4 separate regions of the Mus musculus genome follow, and all the other regions are linked to region 1. Evidence: chromatin loops called from intact Hi-C (ENCODE). Cell type or tissue: heart. All regions are shown on one strand. Region 1 has its middle 20 kb from the start of Fignl1. Region 2 holds the start of Gm29945 (a long non-coding RNA gene). Region 3 overlaps Spata48 (spermatogenesis associated 48). Region 4 holds the start of Zpbp (zona pellucida binding protein).

Region 1 (5,000 bases):
CTAGAGAGACAACCTGCAGGAGAAACCCATCTGCTGGAAATCTAACACCCGGCAAATAGAAGGAGTGTGGTGTTAGGCATGGCACCTGGGCTTTAAGCATCTTATTACCTGAGCTGCATTGTCACAAGTGAAGCAGTCACCCTTCCTTAGCCTAACAAGCAACTGTAAATTACAGGCCTATGCCACCAGACACTTAAACGTCACCAAAATGAAGGATGTATGTAGAAGCCATATGGAAATCTGTGGCTTTATGGATCAAGTAAAAGAATACCATTAAGCCCAGTGTGATGGTGCATACCTTTAATCTAGGCCTTGGAAGGCAGAGATAGGAGGATCCATGTGAGTTTTTGGCCAGCCTGATCTATATAACACAGGAGGATCTGTGTGAGTTTTTGGCCAGCCTGGTCTATATAACACGTTTCAGGATAGCTAGGACTCCATAGTGAGATCCCATTTCAAAAAGTATACATGTAATATATATGTATATGCATGTTATATATTATATATAATATAAAATCAGAGAGATAATAGGCCTAGGACAACATAAGAGAACAGGGGGATAGTTAAAGTTTCAAGTAGGGATGGGAACAGGGTGATGGGGAGAAGGATGCATGAAGAAGCCTTATAGAAGTCCACTAATTTATAATCTAATTAAAGAATATAAAACACTTTCTAAAACTTTCTATGAAAAAAAAAAAACATTAAAGGAAGACATGATCACAAAGCCAGCTCTGCAGAGGATACTGGAAGGAACACTGTAGTCCAATAAACACAACTTACCGTCAAGTAAAAACAGTGTCAAGCTGGCTGTGGGGGCACACGCCCTTAATTGCAGTGCTCAGGAGGTAAAAGGTGGAGGATATCCCAGTTGGAGGCCATCCTGGTCTACAAAGAGAGCTTCAGGACAGGCAGAGCTACACAGAGAAACCCTGACTCAGGTGGGTAGGGGGGACAACAGTACCATTAGGATAAAGCAATTTATTTATGGAAAAGGGAACTCCAGGGAAATGCAACTAAAAAACATACAGGCACAGCTATTCTAATATTTGACAAAATGACATCAAACCAAATATAGTCAGATAAGGAAGGCCACTCCACACTCATTAAAGGGAAAAAAAAAAATCAACCAAGAGGCCACAACGCCAACCGCGTAGATCCGCAGTGCTCTCCACTTTCTTGGTTTATGCAGTGAGCAGTAGTGAATGCAGGCTCCCCTGCCAGTGCCAAGGATGATGAACTCTCAGGCTCAGCTGTGGATGAATCACTCACCTGCCTGAGCCTCCTCCGTCCCAGGCTCAGGGAACAGCACAGAAGAGTGAACAGAGAGAATGTAAGAGTTGTCGGCAGAGCTGGGAGATGTTGGCTTCTGGATACGCCACACACGGCAGCCAAACACATCAGCTCACAGCACCTGTGGACACCAGTGCAAGACCTGCACAAGAGTAAGCCAGTAAAAACTCCAGCATAAATGAGGAAGACATCCCCAAGATCCCATTAGCGGAGGAGTTATTAGAAGTTGATGGCTACTGTGGTAGGAACCCACTACAGACCCACACCCATTGCATTTGGACAGCATTAAGAGGACTCGGGGCTTGTCAATTTAAAAAAAAAAAAAAAAAGGAGTAGGGTGATGGGGTAAAGGCCTCTGGGGAGAGTGGAGGGAGGTATCAGTAGATAGATATGATTAAATGCATTATTTAAATGTATAAAATTTTGAAAGAATAAAATCATTTTTAAAAAGTTGTTATGAAGCCAGGCGTGGTGGCACACGCCTTTAATCCCAGGACTCGGGAGGCAGAGGTAGGTGGATTTCTGAGTTCGAGGCCAGCCTGGTGAGTGAGTTCCAGGACAGCCAGGGCTATACAGGGAAACCCTGTCTCGAAAAAGAAAAACAAACAAAAAACAACAACAACAACAACAACAAAGTTATGAGTTTTAAAGGACCTAAACTCACTGTTAAAATACGAAAAAGACTCTCAAACCTGAGCTTTTTCAGCAAATCAATAGACTGAAAATTTCTAACATCTAGGTTGGAATTCCTTGCAAGGGTACCTACCAAAACTCAAACTTTTTTCCACAGAAGGATAGAGTCCCTGGCCGAGCGCCGGGGAAAATCTGAGAGGCGCTCGCCCCCTAGTGGCAACAGAAGGCAAGATAGGGAAGCCGATTTCACTGGTCTTAAAGGGAGCTTGGGAATGCAGCGCGGCCTTTTAAGGCCAGGCACAGGCTTACCACCTAGTTAAATATGCTTTGTGAGAGTCCTTTACTTGTGGGTTAGTTTTGAAATTAAAACCTTGCTTTTGAAATTGACCTTAAGAACTCAACAACTGGGCCTACTGAAACCAGTTCTTGTATAAACACTGTTAATGCCAGGCCCACAGGGACTGTGGGGAAGCCCAGAACCCTCTAGCTGCTCCTATGGACACTCCTGACCTCTGCTGGTCAGAGCAGGTGGAGCCTGCCTATCTCAAAAACCTAGCTCAGAATGCAGTCTGAGATTCTAAGAGCTGGCTGCTCACCACACTGGCCAGTGACACTGACCAACTCATGAGTGAGTATGACAGAAAATGACGGGATGTTAACAGATCTGGGCTCAAATCCCAAGGGAGCAAATCTGAGCTTCGGTGAGCTGTCAGAGGGCTTCATTACTCTCCGTGGCTGTAGTAGAAGGGCATCTTCTGTCTCTGGGGTGGCTGTAGGGGAAAACGAAATGCAAAGGTGTATCAATTCACAGCGCAGTGCACAGGACTCTCTTCACCCCAAACACACACACACCCTCAGCACTGTTTAGAGCCTGCCATCTCGTTATCCAGACTAACTTCACCGTGAGACCAACCCAGAGAGTTATGAGGAAGATGAACATCCACTTGGAGTATATGATGCCGACCCGTGTGCTATAAGCGTTTTAATGTCATTTCTCTGTGAAAAAAAGTTTAACCCCTAGTTGGGTTTGTGCGTTTTTTGAATAGGCACCTAAATTACCACTAACCGTTCAGCTCTGTGTTTACCAATTATGTTTGTAAGCTAGAAAACCCCAAATATCCTTCAAATGTGCATGGATTAAAAACAACAACCAAAAAGTCCACTGTGTTATGTGCATATCATGGATACTAAAAAAAGAAAGGAAAAAACCCTAATATTTGCACCAACATAGTAAGTAATTGCATTCCCTTGATGAAATCAACTAAGAGGTTGCAATATGTGGTTTATGAAAACTCTAGCAAATGCAAACTAACATTTATGTTAAAAAGCAATTCAGTAGTTGTCCGGTGTTGCTTGAGAGTCAGGTGCAGTGAGTAGAAAGAATTACAAAAGAAGTCAAAGGTGTTTTCTGACTTGAGACGCATACTGTGGTGATGTAATTGTTAGCTTGACTCGATTTAGAATCATTTAGATTAATGATGAACACTTCCTGGTGCATCTGTGAAGGCATGCTCGAGATATGAACAAAGACGGCTCAAGCTACCCTGAATGGCAGATGGATAGGCTGGGGCCAGGGTGGAATAAAGGGGGCAAGGAGAACGTCCATTGCTTTCCAGGGATTCCTTCTCTGTTTCCTGGCCACAAGATGACTGACCTGCTCTTCACCCTGTCCTCACTGCCTCGATGGACTGAGGCTTCTGAAACTATTACCAAGATAAATCTTTCCTGCTCAGGTATCTGGTCGCAGTGACAGGAAGTCTGGTGTGTGTGTGTGTGTGTGTGTGTGTGTGTGTGTGTGTGTGTGTGAATAAAAATTCCTACAAAAGAAATCCTAGGGGGAAAAGTCTTCAAAGGCTGATTGACTGGATAGTGGTGTGAAGAAATTGGACTGTTGCTCTTTGTAAATGCTGATGACAATTTTTCCTGGGTGATCTGGAGCCTGCTGAATAGACATTCCCTGCCCCACTCTGTGTTGGAGCTCACATCCTTACAGGCTAAAAAAAAAAAAAAAAGTTTAGGAATGTATTAACACTCCAGCACTCAAAGAGTTAAGAGTATTGTCAGCATGTCAGCATCGACTTCATGACCTATAGCAGCATTTCTCCCATCTTGTTATAAGACCCCTACCTGAAATACCTATTAATGTATTGAAAGGTGCCTTCATGTATGGCTTTCTTTGCTAAATTATTGTAAAAAGTTCATGGTATTTGGAGGGATCAAATCTATGATCCCAGTCATTCACTCATATTTGTCTCTAGAATAAGCAGTACCTTTTATTCAGTGAAAGGAGACTATTTCTTTCATTGACTATGTATACATCTATTAAAGTAATTAAATTGGGCTGGAGAGCTGGCTCAGCGGGTAAGAGCACTGACTGTTCTTCATAGAGGTTCAGAGTTCAACTCCCAGCAACCACATGGTGGCTCACAACCATCTGTAATGGGATCCAATGCCCTCTTCTAGTGTGTGTCTGAAGACAGCTTAAGTGTACTCATATAAATATATTTTTTAAAAAGTAATTGAGGGCTGGAGAGATGGCTCAGCAGTTAAGAGCACTTACTGCTTGTCTTAATCAGGGTTTCTATTACTGCACAAACATCACGACCAAGAAGCAAGTTGGGGAGGAAAGGGCTTATTCGGCTTACACTTCCATACTGCTGTTCATCACCAAGGAAGTCAGGACTGGAACTCAAGCAGGTCAGGAAGCAGGAGCTGATGCAGAGGCCATGAAGGGATGTTCCTTACTGGCTTGCTTCCCCTGGCTTGCTCAGCCTGCTCTCTTATAGAACCAAGACTACCAGCCCAGGGATGGCACCACCCAAAGGAGACCTCCCCGTTTGATCACTAATTGAGAAAATACCTTACAGCTGGATCTCATGGAGGCATTTCCCCAACTGAAACTCCTTTCTCTGTGATAACTCCAGCTGTGTCAAGTTGACACAAAACTAGCCAGTACACTGCTCTTCCGAAGATCCTGAGCTCAAACCCCAGCAACCATATGGTGGCTCACAACCATCTGTAAGGAGATCTGATGCCCTCTTCTGGAGTGTCTGAAGACAGCTGCAGTGGATTTACAT
Region 2 (5,000 bases), 230 kb before region 1:
ACCAACCACTGAGTTGTGGATAGAAAAAGCAAGGTATCAGGACAAGATTTTATCTCAGAGGATACTTACCTTTCTTTGTCTCTCTTTCTGATCTTCAGCCTAGAGCTTTGGTGGTATAGCCCTTTGTACCAAAAGACTCAGCTTTTCCTATGGAAATATTCCTGCAAACAGACTCTGTTTTTAAATATTTTTTAATTATTGGTGTGTGTGTGTGTGTGTGTGTGTGTGTGTGTGTATGTGTGTGTGTACACTCGAGCATTCCCACCCAGGGAAGCCAGAGGGGGTTGCTTTATTCTTCTACTGTATAGGTCTGAGGGGTCAGACTCAGGTTGTCAGGGTTGGTGCCACATGCCTTTACTCACTAAGCCATATGCCAACCTGAGATAGACTCTCTTACCCACCTCAGCATTCCATCTCTAACCATACTTTGTACTGTCGATATACAGAACAAAAGGTCTTTGCAAGGTGCAGCCGCATTCAGCTTTGCTGGGCTTCTCTGGCATCTTCCATTTCCACCTGCCTGTGGTCGGCTGGGGAGAAAAAGGAGAATCGCAAGTTGAAAGCTGCAGCCAGAAGAGGACAGTTTCCTGGCGAGGACACATCCAAGCCCAGAAGAAGCCTAACGGACTTCCTGTCGGCTGCCCTTCCAGACAGTCTGACCAGGCTGCTGACAGAGCCTTGGCTTGGAGAGGAACTTCATTCCTGAACTCTAGAGTTCCATTTGCTGTTGTGAAGATCAAAGAACAAGGAGACACTATTGTTTTCTAAAATAATCGTGCCAATGAGGAGATGCTGGGCAGAAAATGGCAGTTGCTGCTCATCTCACTCTTACGAAGTCACAGCGGCAGAGAAACAGCTTCACCAGGTGATTGGATTTGCTCTCTAAAATACATCGCCACTTGTTGTCATGTGGGCCTCTGCAAATTACATGCCTGGTTAGAGACCTGGAGCTGAGCACTAAAGGGTCCTGCTGGCTTCCTCTCCCCCTCCTTCAAAATGCAAAATTTTTAATTTAATTTAATTTAATTTAATTCTTTTTACTTATTCACTTTACATCCTGCTCACTGCCCACCTCCCAGACTCCCCTTCCACAATCCTTCCCCCATCTTCCCTTCCCCTTCTCTGAACAGGTGCCTCCCCCAGCTATTCCCCCTACCCTGGCAAGTCAAGTCTCTTCAAAGCTAGACACTTCCTCTCCCATTGAGGCCAGACAAGGCAGCCTAGCTAGAACACATCTCACAGGCAGGCAACGGCTTTAGGATAGCCCTGCTCCAGTTGTTCAGGACCCACTTGAAGACAAAGCTGTACCTCTGCTACATATGTTCAGGGAGGCCTAGGTCCAGCCTGTGTATGCTCTTTGGATGGTGGTTCAGTCTCTGAGAGCCCCAAGGGTCCAAGTTAGTTGATTTTACTGGTCTTCCTGTAGAGTTTCTATCCCCTTCAGGGCAGCAATCCTTCCCCCTACTCTTCCATAAGAGTTCTCAAGCTCCATTCATTGTTTGACTATGGGTGTCTGTATCTGTCTGAATCAGCTGCTGAGTGGAGCCTCTCAGAGGACAGCTTACTCCTGTCTACAAGCATAACAGAGTATCATTAATAGTGTCATGGATTGGTGCTTGTCCATGGGATGGGTTTCGTGTTGGGCTGGATATTGACTGTCCCTTCCCAAGGTCTCTGCTGCATCTTCTGTGTCTGCATTTCTCATAGACAGGTTAACTTTTGGGTTTTGTGGGTGGGTTGGTGTCTCTGTTGCTCCACTGGGGTTCCTGCCTGGCTACAGGAGGTGGCCTCTTTAGGCCTGCTTGCCTTTTTAAACCCAAACTGTTTCTGACCTTGGAAATAAGGCTAATGGTCCTATGAGTAATCTAAAACGATACATATCCATCTTGCCCACGGGTCTGCAGATGCAGACAGCCTGGTGGCTCCTGAGGTTGCTGCAGAAGCAGCCGATTCCTCAGCCTCAAGTCGTCTCTGAGTGCTGCGATGTCTAAGCTAGAATGATAAGTTGGAAGACAATAAAAGGTCTCCTCAAAATGATTGATTTTTTTTTTCTGCCATGGTGAATGGGAGGAAATCAGGGGTTATATTTCCAAATTACTCCTTGTAACAATAATAGTTACCGGAAGAACTGAGCTTCTAACTGAACCCAGCCTGCACATGAGGTAAATGGACGCCAGGTGGCAGTAGCAACTGGCTCCAACGGGCAAGTGGCTCTTCTAAAGATAGAAACTGAGGCCAAAGGGGTTTTGCAGTTAGCTCTGTGACATTCTTGCATCCTTCACTATTCCGTAGAGGCCGTGGCTGCCACATCATCAGTTTCAAGGTGTTCACAGTTCCTTGGTGACGGAATTAAACGGTGCCTTCCTACCGGGATGGTAAGTTTTGAACATCCACTCTATGAAGACTCAGAGTCAGGGACAGAGACCACCAGGGAACAAAGACAACCTCTGCTCCCCAAAAGCTCAAGATGCCCCTGTTTATTACTGTACTGATGTACAAATATACTCGGTGGTACTGTCAGCCCTAAGGTTTCACCCTGTGGACAAGAGTTCAAAGGGAGCTGGGGATGAGGGAGGGTGAGTGGGGAAGAGGAGCAGGTGAGTTCAAAGCAACATTGACATTTAAGCCACATTTTGAAGCTATGTGTGACTCACGTGTGCCTGCCAGAGAGGAAAGTGAGGTTATTCCAGGCAGTGGAAAAGCTTGGCCAACCAGAAGCTTTGTGGCTTGTCATAGAAGCTGGCTGAGGTCACAGCAGTGTTCAGTGTGTGAAAGAGGATGAGAAATAACGTTAGAAGAAATGTGGGGCAGCTTGAGGAAGGAGCAAGGAGGGTGGTACTTAAACACGGAATAACAGGCCAACAGTGTAACCCGTCCAGTTGTACCAGAACATCTCAAGAGGAATGGGGACTTGGTAATGTAACAGAAATATAGAGTGCCCTTAGCCAGATGTCTATGGATCCAGTACAGGATTATCCTGATCCTACTTTTCTGTACCCTCCCAGTCTCCTACTCTCAAAGGACACCTACAGCAACTCCTGCCAAAGTTCCCTTCCCATCTCAGTGTCTTGAATAGCCTGATATAGCTGTGATTCCTAAAAGGGATGTGAGTATGCTTTGGAAACACGCTGCTGGTTTTGCCCCTCTGGACTCTCAGGATCCATATCAGCACCAGGTCTATCCCAGAGATTTTGGAGGATAACTCACAGGGGACTGACAGAATCCCTCTAGCAAAAGCCATGGTCATGGAGAAAGGGATGAGAGTAAGGGCCCAGTCAAGGGCCCAGGATGATCCAGCACACATCAGGTTAAGGAAGCAAAGCAGCCTTGGCTGTACCTTCCTGGGGTGAGAGCTCAGGAGTGATCCAAGGTAGAAACTCAAGGATCTCAGTCGATAAGGAAAGGTTATGTTCCACAAAGGTCATGCAGCAAGCTAGCTGTGTAAGGAGAAGGGAGACCCGGTGTCAGAAAAAGAACTGTGCAGGTGTCAGACCACACCCCATGAAGGCCTCCCTTTGACTGTTGTTGGAAAGATTGACCAGGCTCTCATGGAGATTCTTAGTTTTCAAGGAGAGGAGAGTGGCCAGGTACAGAATGGCAGCAAAGAGAAAACCTGGCTGCAGATACTTTCTTTTCCACTGATTACGACAGAAAACTGGAGATGAGTGGAGCCAAGGGGTGCGGTCAGAGGGCACTTCTCTGAGGAAGTGATACTTGTGAAAGGCCTGTGCATGAAGAACAGCTATTCCAGGCAGAGGGAAGAGCCAGTGGGGAAGCAAAGAGGAAGGTCTAGGAGTGAGCAGATATGAGGATGTTAGATAAAAAAAAAAAAACCAGGAGAGTCTCGACAAGACAGGCTCTGCCCTGAAAGACTGGATTGCATCCTTAGGATGAGGGATGGCCAGAAGGAGACCTAACTGAGAGCCTGTTGACACAGAGAGAGAATTTAAGGCCAAAATTGAAGGACAAGTGTGGAGGGGAAGACTTGAGAAGTCCATGGTCCAGAGAGAGATGCAGCGTGTTTGCTCTAGGCAGTGGAATCCGGTGATGGGTGGGTCTTGGAGAGGGCATAAAGTGACAAGAAAGCATTGAGAGTTAACAGGAGATCAGATCAGTCAGGGTTGGGGAGAGAAGGGAATTGAAAAAGAGAACTGAGAAAAATGCCACTAAATTACTTTGTAGGTGGGAATCATGATATCTTAAAGACCTTTGTAAGTTTGTCAGTAGGTTCTCATGAAAGCCAGGTTTTAGCTAAGAGATAAATAGAAAAAAATATGGTCCTATAGTCAGGTACCAAATTGTACCAGTGTTGGCTGGTGTGTTCCAGCTTCCTCATTCTGACTCTCAGCCACTCGGATCCTTCAACTGAGGTCACATATCTTAAGAAAGCCTATACATTCCCAGGATGTTATTGGTCGTTCCCCACCTTGACTCTGAGCTGGTCCGCTAGATTCTATTTCATTAACACTGGAAGCTACCTGCTCTCCCTATTAAAAGACGGGTATCCGTGTTTGCTCCCTGGCAGCAGTGGATGGAATGAAGCCAGTGCTGTGACTCAGTGGTAGAGTGCCTGCCTAGCATGTGTGAGTCCCCAGTCCGAACAAAAACAGAAAATCTGTAAGACTCTATTGTTTCATCAGAAATAGATTCCTAATGGCTAAGGCTGGAGCCCAGTGGTTGAGTATTTATCTACCAGACACAAGGCTATAAGCTCAACACCCAGCACTTCAAAAAAGAAAAAAGAAAAGGAAAATTATTTACTTTCTTTCTTGAAGAAAAACAAAACAAAACCAGCAGAAGGTAGCAGCCAGCCTCTTAGGCTGTTGAGAGTCAAACTTCAATCTTAGAAACATAACCATAACCAAGGAGCCGTAGTGGCTATGTGTTATAACCTGACTTGTTTCACGGTTCTCTGGTGATAATATCCTCTAAAATCTCCAGTATCTCATTTTCAGGAACTAAATATTTTCAAACATTTAAGCTCCATATTAGAAAGGCTT
Region 3 (5,000 bases), 290 kb before region 1:
GGCATGATGCACAGTCTGAGAAACTGTGCCATAGAATGTATAGACTCAGACAGACCTTCTTTGTCCTAAGATTGCATAAACCCATCCTAAGTCATTCTCACTTGGCAACACACAATGCTATGGGACTGGAACTGTTCCTGTCTGGGATCCTGCACCTGACTCATGGTTCCATGCTGCACCCTAGCAACGTAACAGAGAACTGGATCTCATAGAGTTAGCCAGGGAAAAGACCTGCATTCAAACTCAAGGCACGCTTTCTACTGAATACATACCACTTTTGCACCATTATGGTGAGTCAGAAAACAAGCTAGACTACTGCACATCCCTCTATAGTAGATGTTATAAAATGTTTTCCTTGTTATGTTAGTTTCTTCCTATTGTAACCTTAGTAACTTCTTATTGTAACCTTAGTTACTTTCCTTTGTTACCTTAGTTACTTTTCTATTGTTACCTTAGAGACTTTCCTTTGTTGCCTTATTTCCTATTGTTACCTTAGAAACTTCCCTTTGTTGCCTTAGTTACTTTCCTATTGTTACCTTAGTTACTTTCCTATTGTTACCTTAGTTACTTTCCTATTGTTACCTTAGTCACTTTCCTATTGATAAATTAGTTACTTTCCTATTGCTGCAATAGAAATACCATGGCCAAGGCATCTTGCAGTAGGAAGGGTTTATTTATGAGTGGATCTTATCTGGGAGGAAGCAGCTGGAACAGCAACCTGAGAGCTCACCAACCAACCAAACAAACAAACAAACAAACAAGGAAAGGCAAGAGCAATGGAACTGGTGCAAGGCTTTGAAACCTCAGAGCCTGGCTTACATGATGTACTTCCTTCAGAAAAGTCATACCTCCTAAACTGCCCAAAGAGTGCCACAGACTGGGGACCAAATATTAAAACTCCCTAGACTATGATGGGGACATCATGTTCAGCCTCCACAACTGTTTATGGCTGTTGTACCCCGGAGCTCTTGTCTCTAGCTGCATATGTATCAGAAGATGGCCTAGCCGGCCATCAGTGGAAAGAGAGGCCCATTGGACATGCAAACTTTATATGCCTCAGTACAGGGGAACACCAGGGCCAAAAAGTGGGAGTGGGTGGGTAGGGGAGTGGGGGGGAGGAGGGTATGGGGGACTTTTGGGATAGCATTGGAAATGTAAATGAGGAAAATACCTAATAAAAGTATTAGAAAATGTATATAGCGTATACATACAGGCTCAGAGCTTTGCTTTAGGGTCAGAGGATTTGGGTCCAAAGACCTGCAGATATTGAAACTTGAAGATGCTCAAATCCATATATAAAATGCTTTAATATTTGGCAAAACATACTGTGTGCATCCTCCCTAGATTTCTTGTGATAGCTAGTACACTGTACATGCATCTAAGTAGCTGTCATACTACATTGTTTAGACACAAGGACAAGAAATGGTCATTTTGAGGGGCACATTTTTAAAGTTATGTTGTTTATTCAGTTATCTGAAACAGTGGTTGTATTATCTTTCTTCCATGCTACAGAGTTGTCAAATGTTAGAGAAATTCTCACATTGGTTTCTGTGATTGACAGCTCTTACCAAGGACTTCATATAGTCATGGCATAAATTGTTGCAACTAGCTGAATGTTAATTAATTTTATCTTTTAAAAGATGTTATGCCCACAAACAGAAGTAGAGAAATTTCTTATTGGATCACCTTCTGCTATATTCTGTTGTTAAATATTTGGTTTTTTAAAATCTCCTGTATTTTGTTTATTTCTATTATTAATTTAACCTAATTCCTTTTTCCTCTCTGTCAGGCTATAAAATATCCTTCAAAATTAACTTTAGCTTTAGTACATTTATATAAATTGTTTTATCGAGGAATTTAATTAAGCATGTCTGTCTAGGGCTGGAAGAGCTAAGAGCTGTCCTAATATAGATATAAAATAGAAAAGAATTTGCCTCCAACAAGCTAAAACTCTTGGTGGACAGACGATTTCACACACACACACACACACACACACACACACACACACACACACAACTGACTTTGCTTTTTGACCCATGACTGTGGAGATGTCATTTTTACATGTAGCACTCCAAAGGCTGATGACACCTACCACCATTTGTCAAGTCTGAGGGAGCCAGTGTAAAATTCTCCCATAAATTCTGCAAGGAAGTCATTACTATTTAAACAATAATTCTTTTAAAAAATTGAAAGGAGAAAGCCAACCTTAAAGTGTTCACCAAGCATAAGATTTTGGTAATGTTTCTTTTTATTCAAGTATATACTTAAACTTTGAAATGTTTTGTGAGACAACCTTGCTTTTGAAATCAAACTTTCCTTGGAGTCATTCTTAAAAGAGGCTGAAACGAAAATAAGAGGCATTTAATTTTTTTTTAAATGTAAAAACAGGGCATTTCTTTGAAGAACTTGGGAGAGTGCCTTTTACCTTATCTTGCTGAAGCTTGTGTTTTCATAGACAACTGACATTTAGCTGTGTTTCTCCGATATGAGCGCTAGAGGGCGTCCCAGGTTGCAAAGTTTCTTCTCGTGATTGATTTTCTGGTTTTTAACAGAATCATAACCTTTTAACACAACAAATGTTGCCCATTTTTATCATGAAGTGTTTATGGATGCTGTGACACACAGTGTCGTTCTTAATACACTCAACTGCGAAGTAAATGCCTGTGTGTGTGTCCACACCGACCTCGCGAAATAGATTTCTAGTGAACTCTTCTGAACTCCTTGTGCCCCGGGAACCTCGCCATCTCCTTCCATGCTCCAAATGAGAAGCCCCGCATCTGGCTTTGTGCTGATCTCCTGCTTGCCCACTTGGTAGTTGTACTACCTACAGATAGGTCTCAAATTAAATGTTATGTATTTTGTACAATATCACACTGGGCTAACAAAATTATAGAATTTATAAAATATGTCTTCATCTCAATAAAGTCTCAAATACGGAAATTCAAATTTTTATTTTGTACCAAGTAGGGGAAAACAAATAAACAAACAAACAAATGTCCTATTCAAATGCAAGCATGACTTTCTTTGAAGTTTCCCAGCTTAAAGGAACTTCTTACCTAAATGTACCCTGTGATATTCTTTAGGGTCTGGAAGATTGATGCTTAATCATGACCTTACATTTACCAAAATGCTGTCCTTCAGCAACACAAAACATTACCCAGTAGATTTACAGTGTCCTGATCAACACCCCACGCCCCTACCCCACCCTCACCCCCACCCCTAGCAGGGCATTATCTTTCAAACTTCCTTCAGGTGATTCCTTCCTTCCTTCCTTCCTTCCTTCCTTCCTTCCTTCCTTCCTTCCTTCCTTCTCCTTTCTCTTCCTCCTCCCTCTTCTTTTCCTAGTTATCAGGTCATCTGGACTACATTGGTGAAGAACACTTCAACAGTTTAAAATGTAATTCATTATTTCTGTTGTAGAATTGAATTTGATCATAATAAGAATTGAGTGCAGAAAACAATAGCAAACACAAACTCTCCCATGAGAACATAACTGCTATTAGACTCACCTTTCCCGCTTGTCATATGCCCTTCTCACTCTTGCTGATATATGCCCCAGGGAGCACCCACTGCTGTGATATGCCCCAGGGAGCACCCACTGCTGTGATATGCCCCAGGGAGCACCCACTGCTGTGATATGCCCCAGGGAGCACCCACTGCTGTGATATGCCCCAGGGAGCACCCACTGCTGTGATATGCCCCAGGGAGCACCCACTGCTGTGATATGCCCCAGGGAGCACCCACTGCTGTGATATGCCACAAGGAGCACCCATTGCTGTGATATGCCCCAGGGAGCAAGCACTACCTCTGCATTGCAGCATGATTGTGAAATAGACTTTCCTAAACACCATTTCTGTTCTTTCAAATGTAGTGTACTTGAGGGATTTAAATTCATATATAAATTATTTCCTTTCTCTTTTTGCTATTATACATAATCCCCTCAAATATTTTTACATATGTCTTTCATGATTTAAAACTATTTCCTTAATGGAGATTCCTTTCTAATAGATTACAAGGTGAAAATTTAGCAGCATTCTCAAACCAGTTGTTTAGTCATTTTCCAGAGCTGATACAACTATCCCATGTTTGTGCTCACCTCTAGTATTAGCATAGCTCACCTTCTAACATCTACATATCCTGATGGAACAGTAATCCAAGTATTTTTAAAGTATAGGAAGTAAACTGTCTCTTTGGTTTTTAACACCAGTGTTGGAGATTTGATGATCCTTTATCTATGTGTCTATGAAGTCTGTGATATATGTCATGGTGTGTCTATATTCACACACAGAGTTTGCATGAATGTAAGATTTATAAATAAACACTGATCGTTTTCTCCACAATTCATTGAATGGTTGCATAATATTCCTCTAAGACACTACACCAAGTTTATATAAGTAACTTCTCACTAAAGCATTTTCCTGTTATAACCAATGAAGGAAAAATAACTTCTGCATTATATATTTTCTTTACAATTATGCCTACATACATATATAACACATCCATACAAACAGAATCATGACATGTTTTCTCATTATAAATGACAGTTTCTTAATTTTGGCACTTGTGGAAGATCCATTATCTAGATGTAACCTGAAACAAGCCATTTGGGGCTCCTCATGTCATTTTCTCTGACCTCAGCCTCCTTGTCTGCAGAACGGGAACAGAACTGGTTTCTGCACTTCTGGCTTGCTCACACTATTTTGAAAAATAAAGGAGGCATTCAAAGTTAGGGAACTTATAGCTTGAGAGTAGGTTGGGGACCAAGAGAATCCAACCTATTCATAAGGTAGAACAGGAATTCAGAATAGCTTGAGTGACATTTCTTTTCAATGCCTTTCCTGGGCATGAATGATAGTCAGGAACTTCTTTAAATTATTTAATTAATCCCCATTTCTAATCTGAATCAAACAGGAAATTAAGGTAAGGATCACTTTTGCTTCAGTCTGACTTTGCCTCTTTACACAAGAGATGGCCTAGATGTTTGCCGAGGCTGAACCCAA
Region 4 (5,000 bases), 330 kb before region 1:
ATATATCCAAAATCTTTATTATATTTAAATCTCAATTGAAAATTATTTTAGCATATTTAAGATCCCCACATTTTATACCATAGTGAGTAGTGCATACATTACAAGTAAAAGCACTACAAGAAACCTCAGATAACTTTTAGAAATAACTTTTCTTTGCACACAGAATTACCCTTGGATGACTCCAGCTCTGCAAAACAAAACAAAACAAACCATTTAACTGAGCTCTGCAGAAGGAGAGTCACTGAGGAACATGGCACTGTTCCGCAGGACTGTCACCCTGTAAACAGATGCTAGTAACTTCCAATTACTCAAAAGCTATTGATGAGTACCAGGAAAATGTGTCGATCCCACTATTTTCAGTGAATCTTGAGTCAAGTGGATACTTCTTGGCAGTCGAGCCAAATGTCCAACTATGAAAAACAAGAAGAAAACAAGGGATCAACGTTTGTCTTGTAAACATTCCCAAGTACTAAAACAAGAGTATAGTTTATCTTGACTCCTTTTCAGGAAGTATGAATCAGTGTCCTATGATATGTTACCTACTGCTCTGCATAGTCCTTAAAGAATTCCATATAGTTGTGGCTTACCCCTTATAAATCTTAGCCCAGCCTTTCTGTGCTGACTTACCATAGTCTCCCACCTTACAGGGCCCATATCACAAACCCCTCCTCCCTCAGACTTCCTGCATGACCTCATTAATTGATGGTCATGGAAGACTTTCCTTGGTCCAAACTCCATTGATAGAAGCATCAGTGTTTAAGTCAAGAATCCTTTGCAAGCACTACACCTATAACATGAAAACTATTAAGACAATGATTTTGAAACACTTCCTGATAGTCTTCATTCGTTGTTGAATGAGCATTTATGATAGTGTGATGTTGTGAACAGAAGAGGTAGAGAATGCAATACAATGACTGTAAAGTGTTACTCCCAAATCGCCTCAATAGCAGCAGGTAAAGAGGAGAGACTATGGCATTAAAGGCCGCAGTGGAGTTTAAATGCAAATTCTGCCACAGGAAAGTTACTTTAAACTTCAAGTCTAAGGGTTTTCATCTGCAAAATGAGACTGACAATTGCAGCCTTATAGAATTATCATCGGAGATATGAAGTGCTATGTAATTACAGCCTTTACCAGTCACAGTTTACATGTTAAGATACTAAAAGCTTATCCTGTTTTTGATAGACCTTATCAAAAAAAAGGAAAGTCAGGCAATGTTTTTAAACAAAAACACAAATTTCATTACCACGTATGAGGCCAAGAGCCATACTCAACTCCATCTTTTTCACGCAGAATAATTAGACAATCTATTCTCACAGGACTCTTTGTGCCCATCACTTGAACTTTAGTGTTCGATGAGAGTAATCTTTTATATCCCTCTCCCCATCCTAGCTTCCTTTCTGTGCCTGTGATAAACACCACGCCCCAAATCAACCTGGGAGAAGACTAGTGAGGACTGATTTCCCCTGGCAGGTTATTTCTCTCCTTTTTTGTTTTGTTATGCTTTGTTTTAGTATTACATTTTTTAATTAGGTATTTTCTTCATTTACATTTCCAATGCAATCCCAAAAGTCCTCCATACCCTCCCCCACCACTCCCCCACCCACCCACTCCCACTTCTTGGCCCTGGCGTTCCCCTGTACTGAGGCATATACAGTTTGCAAGACCAAGGGGCCTCTCTTTCCGATCCAGGAAAGCAAAGGCATCCAGGACTCAAACCCAGACTTGGAGGCAGCAGGCTAAGCGGAAGCACGGGGGAATAGTGCTTACCGACTAGCTTCCTCTGGCTTGCTCAGCCTGCTTTCTGACATTGCCTGGGACCACCTGCCCAGGGATGACACCACCTCCCAGAGGACCGGCCCCTCCCACATCAAAAGCAATTAAGAAAAATACCCCCACAGACCGCTCATACGTCAATCTGATAGTCAAATCTTCAATTGAGGTTTCCTATTCCCTGGTAACTACAGATTGTGTCAAGTTAAAAAAAAAATAAAAAACTAGTAAGCATGCCCCATTTCTTTCCTTTAACCACAGTATCCCTTTCTTCACACTTCTTCTACATCTGTATCCTTGGTTACTTTATAGTTCTCTTATTTGAATAAACTTTAACTCTGACAAATGTACCTTTAGTACATTTAGGATCTATGGGACACAGATTATTGCTAGTAAGTCTACAATTTCAACATAAAGAGAGGGAGAGGGAGAGAGACCAAACCTTGCTAGCTAAAAAGCCAATCTAGTAAGCGCTCATTTCTTTCTCCGATATATATTTTTGAAACTAGGATACGTGTTTCCAACTACACCCTGCATTTTACATCCAGAACCAACAGAGGGCGCTGCACTATCAAGGATGGTCTAAAAGCTCACTAGGTTCACAGCACAAATTCAGTACTATACAGAGCTACATAGACTCGCTCTGAAACACACGGCTGGCAATGACCCACGAACTGAAGTTTTATTAAGGCACTTTTAAAGTTCGGATAATCTCTTGGAGCAGGGCCTCCTTCACGAGCCCACAGAGGTCTTTTCTATGCAAATGTAGTTTTCAAGATTCCTACACAAAACTAGGCTCACTGGGGCTGTCCCTGCCAGAGAGGGTGTCCTTGTGTAGTCGGAGTCACGTGACACGGGGCCAACGCAATTCTCGTGAGGAGCCGCGGCAGCCAGAGCTCCCGCCATGCGGCGCCGAGCCTCACCTGCAGGGGGCGCCCGCAGCAAGGCGCAGAGCAGGACGGCGGCCAGCGACAGCGGCGAGAGCACGGAGCCCGAGGCCCCGGCCCGCCGCCGGCCCCGCGGAGCCCGGCCCGGGGCCAAGGCCTCCATCCACACGCCGCCGACGGCCGAGCCTCGGCGCAGAAGGTCGTTACCTGGCGCGCGCCCACCCGCCGCCGGAAGTTGGCAGACGGCAGGCCGGAAGGACGGACCGACGGACGCGCCACTTCCGCTCGGGTGATGTGCGGGAGGTGTGCTAGCTTGGGACCCAGCTTGGGTACACATGGGAGGCAAGAGGTCGATCCCCTAGGGGCTCCCTTGACTTCGAGGCCCCGCACCACTAAGGAAACCCTCCAGAACCTGGCTGGTCTGAGATTCCAAAGCGAGAAGAATCTTGTGTCGCAAAGTTCTAACCTTTGCCTTCCCGTGGTGTCTGTGTGCAGAGGAGAAGCCCCTCTTATTACCTTAGCAGTGGATTGAGTTTCAGCCTTTAGGTGCCTAATGGCAGCAGATCCTGAGAACGGATGACTTAATGAATGTACACCTCTCATAAACTTCCTGGCTATAGTAATGCCAATGCATGAAGTTCCTGACTGTTGTAATGCGAACGATTGTGCATTATCAGTGTGTGGGACTTAATAGAAAATGCATGCAGTGAACACCTAGGAGAAATTAAAGGTATTGCCTTAAAAAGTGGCATGATGGGAAAATGGAGGAAATAGACCTTAGATGACATTGACTTTCATGCAGTACTCGGCTTGGAAGATCATCCTCAACTTGGATTCAGGAAAACATAAAGAACCAGCTCACGGACCGTTTAGAATGAGAATGTATTTAAATTGAAAGAATCATACATCTTTTCTGCCTTTGGAAGGATTTAATGATAGTCCAACTAGGATAAAAATAAATTTTATACAAATATATAGAAACACTAGAAGCAGGCTGTTAAATGTTTTCACTTTTAATATGAAGAGATGGGTAATACGGAGTGGAGTAAAAACTTACTGACCTTCGTGTTTTGGATAAACTGTCCAGGACCTTATGCTGAAAACTTACCCATTTATTTCAACGTTATTGCTTGTTTTGTTGTATATTGCAAATTTTCAGTCATCATCATAGGTGGTCGTGGCTACATTCTGCTTATCCTTACTATCATACAATTGATCTGATTTAAATATTCTATACCTGACTCTTGTAGAAGCTTACCTTCTTTATTTAAGGAGGTGTGAGCTATTACCCTTCGGATTGTAATAATTAAACTTAGTTGCAATTTTCATGCAAAACCAAATTGTCTAGTTAAAAAACAGCTCTTAAGTGGACTGCTATGCTTATCGTTTAAAATAGATCGTTTTTTATGCTGCCATTTACTGAAATAACATAAATACCTCATTGTTTTCGTTCTAAGAATTGTGGTAACTTAAAGAAACTGCAGATAATTTAAGGCATTTAAGAATGGACTTTTACATTGGCTATGATTTATGAATTATTTTTCTTAAAAATCAGTATACTATATCTTCCTTGTTAGCGTATTTAAATTAAACATATACCAATGTTTATAATTTATTCCAACCCGAAAAGTTATTTCTAGTTTGTGTGTGTTTGTGTGTGTGTGTTTGTGTGTGTGTAGGAGAGAGAGAGAGAGAGAGAGAGAGTATATATGAAAGAGAGAGACTGTATATGTATTCACTACATCAACTTCAGTATATTCTTTCAGTTACTATCTTGCCCACAAAATATGAACATGTTAAATTTTTACATATACATGTGTGTGTGTGCATGTGTGTGTGTATTGGTTTCCTGAGCATTGGAGAAAAAGGTATAATGGAAATATTACTAGGACTTTTTTCTGTGGTTTGCCTAAAGAATTCCATTATGATGTACATAATAAGTAGTTCCGTGAGCTATGGTTCTACCTGTTGCCAAGCAGCAAAGGCTCTTTTTGTGTTTTTTTATTATTATTATTATGTCCTATTTCTATACTGGCCTATCTCCCTTTCAGCAGAAAAAAATTACCTTAAGACTTTTTAAATGACTAACATTTAGAAAATTGAATTAATTTTATGGTGGATTAATCCTAATCTTCCATTACTGGAAATATGGGTTTTTAATAGTTAAATGGTAAAAAAAAAAAAAAAAAAAAAAAACAAAGGAATTTAATTCATAATCCTCAAAACTGATGAGACAGTACATGGATATGGAGGTCAAGACCATGCCTGGGAAGATCAGTATCCCTAGAAGGTTCATCTTCTCAGAAGGAAAGGCTATTGAGCATCCAGATTACCCGCACTAC

Evidence for each region. Peaks named below come from ENCODE experiments on the same cell type or tissue, not always from the same donor. Only the 100,000 strongest peaks of a DNase experiment are listed, where the experiment ranks them.
Region 2: it touches region 1 in a loop (9-fold over the local background); 21 of 42 quality-filtered maps call a loop at or near these places.
Region 3: it touches region 1 in a loop (7-fold over the local background); 14 of 42 quality-filtered maps call a loop at or near these places.
Region 4: a loop joins it to region 1, with 10 times the contacts of the local background. A loop is called at or near these places in 26 of 42 quality-filtered maps.

What each region holds. Positions count from the first base shown.
Region 1 is chr11:11,786,466-11,791,465 of GRCm38, forward strand. No RefSeq gene overlaps it. Among named protein-coding and RNA genes, the nearest start is that of Fignl1, 20 kb to the right of the region's middle. In heart, CTCF peaks have their summits at 2,184 (motif pointing left) and 2,386; DNase peaks (open chromatin) are centred at 2,176 and 2,416; H3K4me3 peaks cover 323 bases; H3K27ac peaks cover 535 bases.
Region 2 is chr11:11,555,145-11,560,144 of GRCm38, forward strand. It overlaps Gm29945 (a long non-coding RNA gene), which reads right to left and starts at 2,784. Exons shown (of 3, transcript XR_381043.3): 1 at 2,655-2,784; 2 at 402-530. It overlaps Gm11998 (predicted gene 11998), which reads left to right and starts at 2,266. Exons shown (of 2, transcript NR_166079.1): 1 at 2,266-2,375. In heart, a CTCF peak has its summit at 2,171 (motif pointing right); a DNase peak (open chromatin) is centred at 3,657.
Region 3 is chr11:11,497,623-11,502,622 of GRCm38, forward strand. All of the region lies in intron 7 of Spata48 (spermatogenesis associated 48), which reads left to right. Among named protein-coding and RNA genes, the nearest start is that of Spata48, 36 kb to the left of the region's middle. In heart, a CTCF peak has its summit at 2,493 (motif pointing right); no DNase peak of the experiment used is centred here.
Region 4 is chr11:11,459,370-11,464,369 of GRCm38, forward strand. It overlaps Zpbp (zona pellucida binding protein), which reads right to left and starts at 3,050. Exons shown (of 8, transcript NM_015785.2): 1 at 2,695-3,050; 2 at 330-410. The coding sequence starts at 2,995. It overlaps Spata48 (spermatogenesis associated 48), which reads left to right and starts at 4,375. Exons shown (of 9, transcript NM_001347068.1): 1 at 4,375-5,000. The coding sequence starts at 4,887. In heart, CTCF peaks have their summits at 2,361 (motif pointing right) and 2,657 (motif pointing right); a DNase peak (open chromatin) is centred at 2,642; H3K4me3 peaks cover 1,474 bases; H3K27ac peaks cover 1,031 bases.